Linked DNA regions of Homo sapiens: region 2 is linked to region 1. A link is an interaction called in ENCODE POLR2A ChIA-PET data of the cell type or tissue named here. Cell type or tissue: A673. All regions are shown on one strand. Links, peaks and the distances in the headings refer to the core of each region. The heading gives the core; the rest is flanking DNA. Region 1 overlaps LSAMP (limbic system associated membrane protein). Region 2 has its middle 130 kb from the start of GAP43.

Region 1 (2,924 bases), core at 333-2,832:
AAACTCTTGCACATAATTAGCATATCCCTTCTTAGTCACTGTTTACTCAAGTTGTACATATTAGTTCTTTTAATATTTCTTCATAAGTCAGAAAGAAGGGCCTAGAGCTAATGGCAAGAGAAAAGTGTTCTCTCCTGTGTTCCCCAATGTGGAGGCAAATCAGCCAGGAATAACTCCAATTAAAGCATGCCAGGTGCTGCCTTCTGAGTACAGTGCCTTCGGAGTTCCATGCTTTAGTGAGCCCTGTAGTTGCTATGCAAAATGTTGACTGATTTAGATTTATAAGGTCAACCAGGCATTTGTAAAAAGGAGCCATTTGAAATTAAATATATTTCCATGGTGCTGCTTTCTCTCATTCCCTTTCTTTCTCTCCTCCCTCTCCCTCCTTCCGTCCTCCCATCTCTCTCTCTCTCTCTCTCTCTCTCTCTCACACACACACACCCCACAAAAAGCTAGTTATTTACATATAAGATTTTACTGTTAAATGTGTGTGAGCAGCACACACATTTCCTCACCCTCAAATATTTGCTCACTAAGCAGAACAGGACTAGCCTCAAAAACTTCCCAGGACATGACAACCAGCCCCATATTTGGAATTAAAAATTTTTTTACAGACTATTGCTCTAATAATCATTATAGTACCTGTCTTTCCTTTTATTTGAGATACAAAGAATACAATTTAGGAAACTTGCTAAATTGGAGCACTTTGTGACTTTAAAAATATAGAATTCCAAGGAAAGTATGTTAGGAAATGAATGGATCATTTTTTTCACTGTTCTGAGAAGACTTTTATAAGTATAGCATCTCGGTAGATCAATCTTTCACAGATAGGAAGATGTGCTTGAAATGGGGTTGCTATTCCTTTTACTCACCTACGTTTGAATATTTACATGCAAGTGGCTGTAAACACACTAGCTATAAACACAAACATACATACAGTTTAATGAAAAGCAAAGAACTAGAATTTATCTTGCAAGGTGTATATGTGTGTATATTTGTGTTTGTGTGGGTCTGTGATTGGAAATGTGAGTGAAGTAAGTAAGCAAGAAAAGCAAGCTATGAACTTCTACCTAAGAAAATTAAAGGAAAAAAGATCACGAATCAGTGATGCCATTTGAAGTTTCCTGTGAGAACTTCAAATGCTGTACCATGTTTCTGTTCTTACAGTATGTTTCATGTTTTGCTTTTGTTTTCCCCTAAGGACATGCTCTCACCTATTCCTGTTTTTGCTTTCTTCCCTGCTTTCCTGCACATCACGTTCTACACAAAAATGCTAAGGAAAGGAAGAGAGAAAGAAACACAAGAAATCTAGAAAAGATGCCTGCAGTAGGGTTCTGTTTGTATTTCCAGCCATGTGTCTCTCCAGATTATTTGAGGTTTTTGCTTCTCCGCTTCACATTCCACCTGAGAGACCCCTTAGTGTTTGACAATGTTGCTGTCCAAAGGCTGAAACCACTTCTCATCCTCACTTTTCACCACTGGAAGGGAGGGGTGAAGAGTGGTAAAATGATCCCTGATTGAAAGAAGGCAGGGAAGGGGTAGATGCAGTCGTCAAAAGCAACAACCACAGGAGGATAAGGAGACACAGGGAAGAACAAGGTATTGAAGGGGATGAAGAAAACAAAAACAAAAACAAAAACGGAGAGATGTGATATAATGAGAACGATTTTAGGGAAGAGTTGGAGGAATGGAAATGAAAGGAGAGAGAGTTTTCTGAAGAAAGAGGCATATGACTGTTTAGACATTTGAGCTGCATGCAAGGGAAGGGGTGGGTTACTCTGCTATAGAAATGTTCCCTATTTGAATAATAAGACACAACAGGGGGTGGATTATGCAAATTGGCCCCATGCCTTCTGCAACCCCAAAGGATGTAGTTAGTACCCAGAAACCAGTGACAAGAACAATGCCAGGGAAGATTCACAACTGGCTTTGGCTCTATGAATGAGCATGGGCCAAATGAAAAAGAACATCCTGGGATTATTCTTCCTGGCATCCAGAGAGATCCAATTCATTATGATTTGCATTTTTGCTTTCACATATAAAAAATAAGCCAGCTGAAATAGTTTGAGCTGAGTTTCCAGCCTGAGGCTGCCATGCATGCATCCTTTTTTCAGTCCTGGGCCATGACATTCTTTTATTGTATTTATACTAAACCATTACCCCCTACTTGGTGTCAGTTTTTAGAAACTGCCCTGCCCTTCTAAATGTGATGCTTGAAGTCAGAATCCCCTATATTTAGTTCTCTGAAGGGGATTGTACTGAGAATAGCTATGGTTACATTGTAAGGCTTTACCACTGTAAAAACCACATTTGGTTTTGATCATCACTGTATCCCTTCCCTAGTGTGTAGCACAATGTCGGAACCTATTAAAAGTTTAAGAAATATTGTAGAGTGAGTGTTGTATGAGCTACCTCTTAATAAACACTTGCTAGGCACTGTGCTAAGTGACCCAGATATATTATCTTATTTAATTCACGATAGTTTTAAGATTGCTTACAGATGTGTAACACATAGGAACACAGGTTTAGAGTGGTCAAGAAACTTGCCCAAGCTTATAATGTTAGTAAGGAAGACATGAGCTTTGACCCAGGTCTGTGGACGTTTGGGACTCATGTTCCGAACTAAGCATGCCTACTTTTATCATTAGAATGCTGAAGGATGCTACAGTTGGCTGGATTCTTAGCTCTCAGAATCTGCTTTATTTCTTTCTTTCAAGTATAGAGTGGGAGATTGAGAATAAGACATGTGAGAAATTTCCAAAGCAATGCAGCTCAATTACTGATAAAGAAGGTAAAAAGACAGGCTTCATCTTTTATGAGGTTTGTCCACTTCACTTAACTTCCTTATTGAAAAGATCAAATGAACCAATAAATGAGGGGAAAAAAGTTGATCTTTAAAAATTTAGCCTCTTAACCATTTATTT
Region 2 (2,924 bases), core at 287-2,786, 370 kb before region 1:
CCACATACCCAAAATAAAGTGTGGAAATAAACTATATTGTTGAGACTAAGATTTTATGGTTACTAATTTTAAATTTTGTCTTCATAAAATGTCTTGATCTTATTAATGGAATTTATATGTTAGTGTTGTGAATTTGATACTATGAAATCCTTTCACATTAATGACATACATTTATCAATTTTACTTGAAGGGATTGGTAAACATTTTATTTTGAAAAGCTTCCACTGCTCTCGAAAACTGAAAATTTCTGGTCTACATTGAAAGTTGAGTAAACATCTTGTTTATTATAATGCTCTGGGCTTGGAAGAAATTATTTATATTTTAGTAAAAAGAGTTAATTCTGGCACTTCTAATTTACAATGTATTAATGTGAACACATGGACTTAGGGTTTTATTAACAATATCTGTCATAGTATGTTTGCTAAACATTTTGATAAAGTAGACAATGTTACATAAGAGAAAGTATTTTCAAGGGCTTTGCTACTTAATGTCTGTTGACATATAAATAGAAAATGTTTATTAGAAATGAGTCTCATTTGTTCATTAAAGCTGTTTCACAAGTTTGATATTCAGACATAATAATGTGAACAAATCAAATTAAAGAATCACCAGAGTGATAAAATCAGAATTTCTGGGTTGTTAGTTAACTTATAGGTCAGCCAATCTAAGCACTCATTTAGTGGTTGAGCACCTATTACTGCAAGGTATGGAACTCTTTGCACAATACAAGAAAGTATAAGTGGCCTTTGCTCTCAATGAACTTAGATGGGGAAGTGAGGTATAAACATGTGAGATTTAACTAAAAAGCTTTAAATCATAGCGAAAAAGACACTAAAAATGATAGCCTAAGAGAGCACGATATTAACTGCCAAAACAATTAACCAATCTAATTCATCTTTTCAGAGGAAGCTATCCAATCTATCCCACAGACTGTTATATGGAAGGGAGTTCTATGTACATTCTTTAAAACCTGCAGCACATCCTTTTTGATAATCCAACTCAGGTCTCTCTTAATGTAGAGGTTTTGGCGACATTTCTATATAGGGCATTCCTTGAGATACAATATAGATTTTTATTATATTACATTAGAATTTACACATAGTTCAAAATAACATTAGACTCTCAGGTGTAAGATCTTCTTTGGTTCATGTGGAAAGAAGAGCCAGGAAAATGTAACTAATATAGGAGAAGAAATAGGAAAAAAAAGAGAGAGAAATTTCTACTGAAGCTTTCTAAAATTTTTGTGGATCACGGGTTAAGTCTAAGTGTTAAAGTATCATGTTGTAGTAAATAATTGGCAATGAGGCTATAGTGGTGGTGTTGGGGCCAGGTAGATAATGATTCTTCTAGTCAAAGGTTTTGAGCTCAGAATCTTCCATCCTCTTTGCTCTCTTTTTCTAACTAATAAATTAAGATGAAACAGTTTCTCTTTCTATCTTTCTGTTCTGCTTTTCCCATCATTCACTCTGCCAAAAAGAAATCTCCCTAGATTCTTGGTGTAAGTTTTTATTGCCACTACTTTCTGTACTGTGTTAAGTTCTTCTCCAAAGAATGTGACACTGAGACTCAAGGTCTTTCCCCTTTTTATATCTTTTCAAACATCACTACCTTGTGTTGTTTCCTGCAGTATTCTATTGTAATGGGCATGACGATTTCACTTTACTGCAAAGGAATATGAGGGTTGAAACTATAATTGGATTAAGTTACAGTTATGCATTATTCAATTACTGATTCTATCTTCTTAGCTTTGCAGGCTAAACCTGCAATCACAATTATGTCTTTCTCTCTATTTTGTTCATTAAATGACTCCATGGTGAATCCACTTTTACCCCACACTTCCAACATTTCAGCTCTCTACATTAAGAGATTTAAGAAATTATCCTTCAAAGCACACACACACACACACACACACACACACACACACACACACACACACACAACTATGTAGTCTTAGAGATGTAAAGAAAGACACTGCCTAGTACATCTTTTTAAATATAAAATTGGATGAGAAAATTTAAACTCAGAGAGAGAATGATTATAGAGAGTGGTAGTACTGAGATTAAGCCAAAGCCACCTGGCTCCAAATTCAGTGCTCATCCTTATCATTCCTTTCGTCATCAAAAGAATTTTCCTTTCCCTATAGTATTAAATTGTACAAACCCCAATAAGTATTATAGAAAAACTTCACCATTCTAGCCTGAAATAAGATTTTCCAGAGCCTGGCATCCACTCAAATAATCTGGTATTTGGGGATTTTTCAGAGTAATAGAAAATTAAAAACCACATATAAATAGCCATTCTTTAATCATTAAACAACAAATTTACTTGATCCTGTAGTAGGTTGTTCTGAGACTAGACCTCAAAACTTCTGAATCATTAATAACTAGAAGCAGGGATAAAAACATTTTTCTAAAATTTCATATACTTGTCTCCTCTGGTTCTGGGGTGGAGGCAGGAACTTTGCAAATACAAATATATTCTTGCTGCAGGTGTATTCATCATTGGGCCAGGCACACTTTCCCTCATTCCTTTCTCATAGTACATAACACAGTTGTTCAGAAAAACAAATCCTCCCTTCATTTGCTTCCTTATTATAGCTTCCCTTTCCCAGCAGCATTTGCTCTTGCACCTGCCCTGCCATTTCTTAAATGCCAGCGTGATTAATGAGTGCCAGAGGCAGCAGATGGGAAGGTACACTTTCCCTGTCTGCACTCTTACATTAGCCAGTAGGAGTTCTTGTTCCTTCCCATAACACTCCATTCAGTTGATCACCAAACCGTCAGATACAATGTGAGAGGCATTTGGTACTTGTTCAATACAAAGATCTGAATCAGCTATTACCCAAAGTTCAGCTGAAAACAGTGTTTGTGAATTTACTTACCAATCTCACACCTCAGTCATGAAAGTACATTTGAGTCCCACCC

The links. Peaks named below come from ENCODE experiments on the same cell type or tissue, not always from the same donor. Only the 100,000 strongest peaks of a DNase experiment are listed, where the experiment ranks them.
Region 2: POLR2A ChIA-PET joins it to region 1 with 6 read pairs; 1 of 35 experiments calls an interaction of 5 or more read pairs at or near these places.

Annotation. Positions count from the first base shown.
Region 1 is chr3:115,857,737-115,860,660 of GRCh38, forward strand. The region is part of intron 3 of LSAMP (limbic system associated membrane protein); the gene reads right to left. All of the region lies in intron 1 of LOC124906269 (a long non-coding RNA gene), which reads left to right. Among named protein-coding and RNA genes, the nearest start is that of SNORD155, 46 kb to the right of the region's middle. In A673, for the core only: no CTCF peak of the experiment used is centred there; DNase peaks (open chromatin) are centred at 1,495 and 1,845; H3K4me3 peaks cover 717 bases; H3K27ac peaks cover 2,500 bases.
Region 2 is chr3:115,492,374-115,495,297 of GRCh38, forward strand. No RefSeq gene overlaps it. Among named protein-coding and RNA genes, the nearest start is that of GAP43, 130 kb to the right of the region's middle. In A673, for the core only: no CTCF peak of the experiment used is centred there; a DNase peak (open chromatin) is centred at 1,688; H3K27ac peaks cover 383 bases.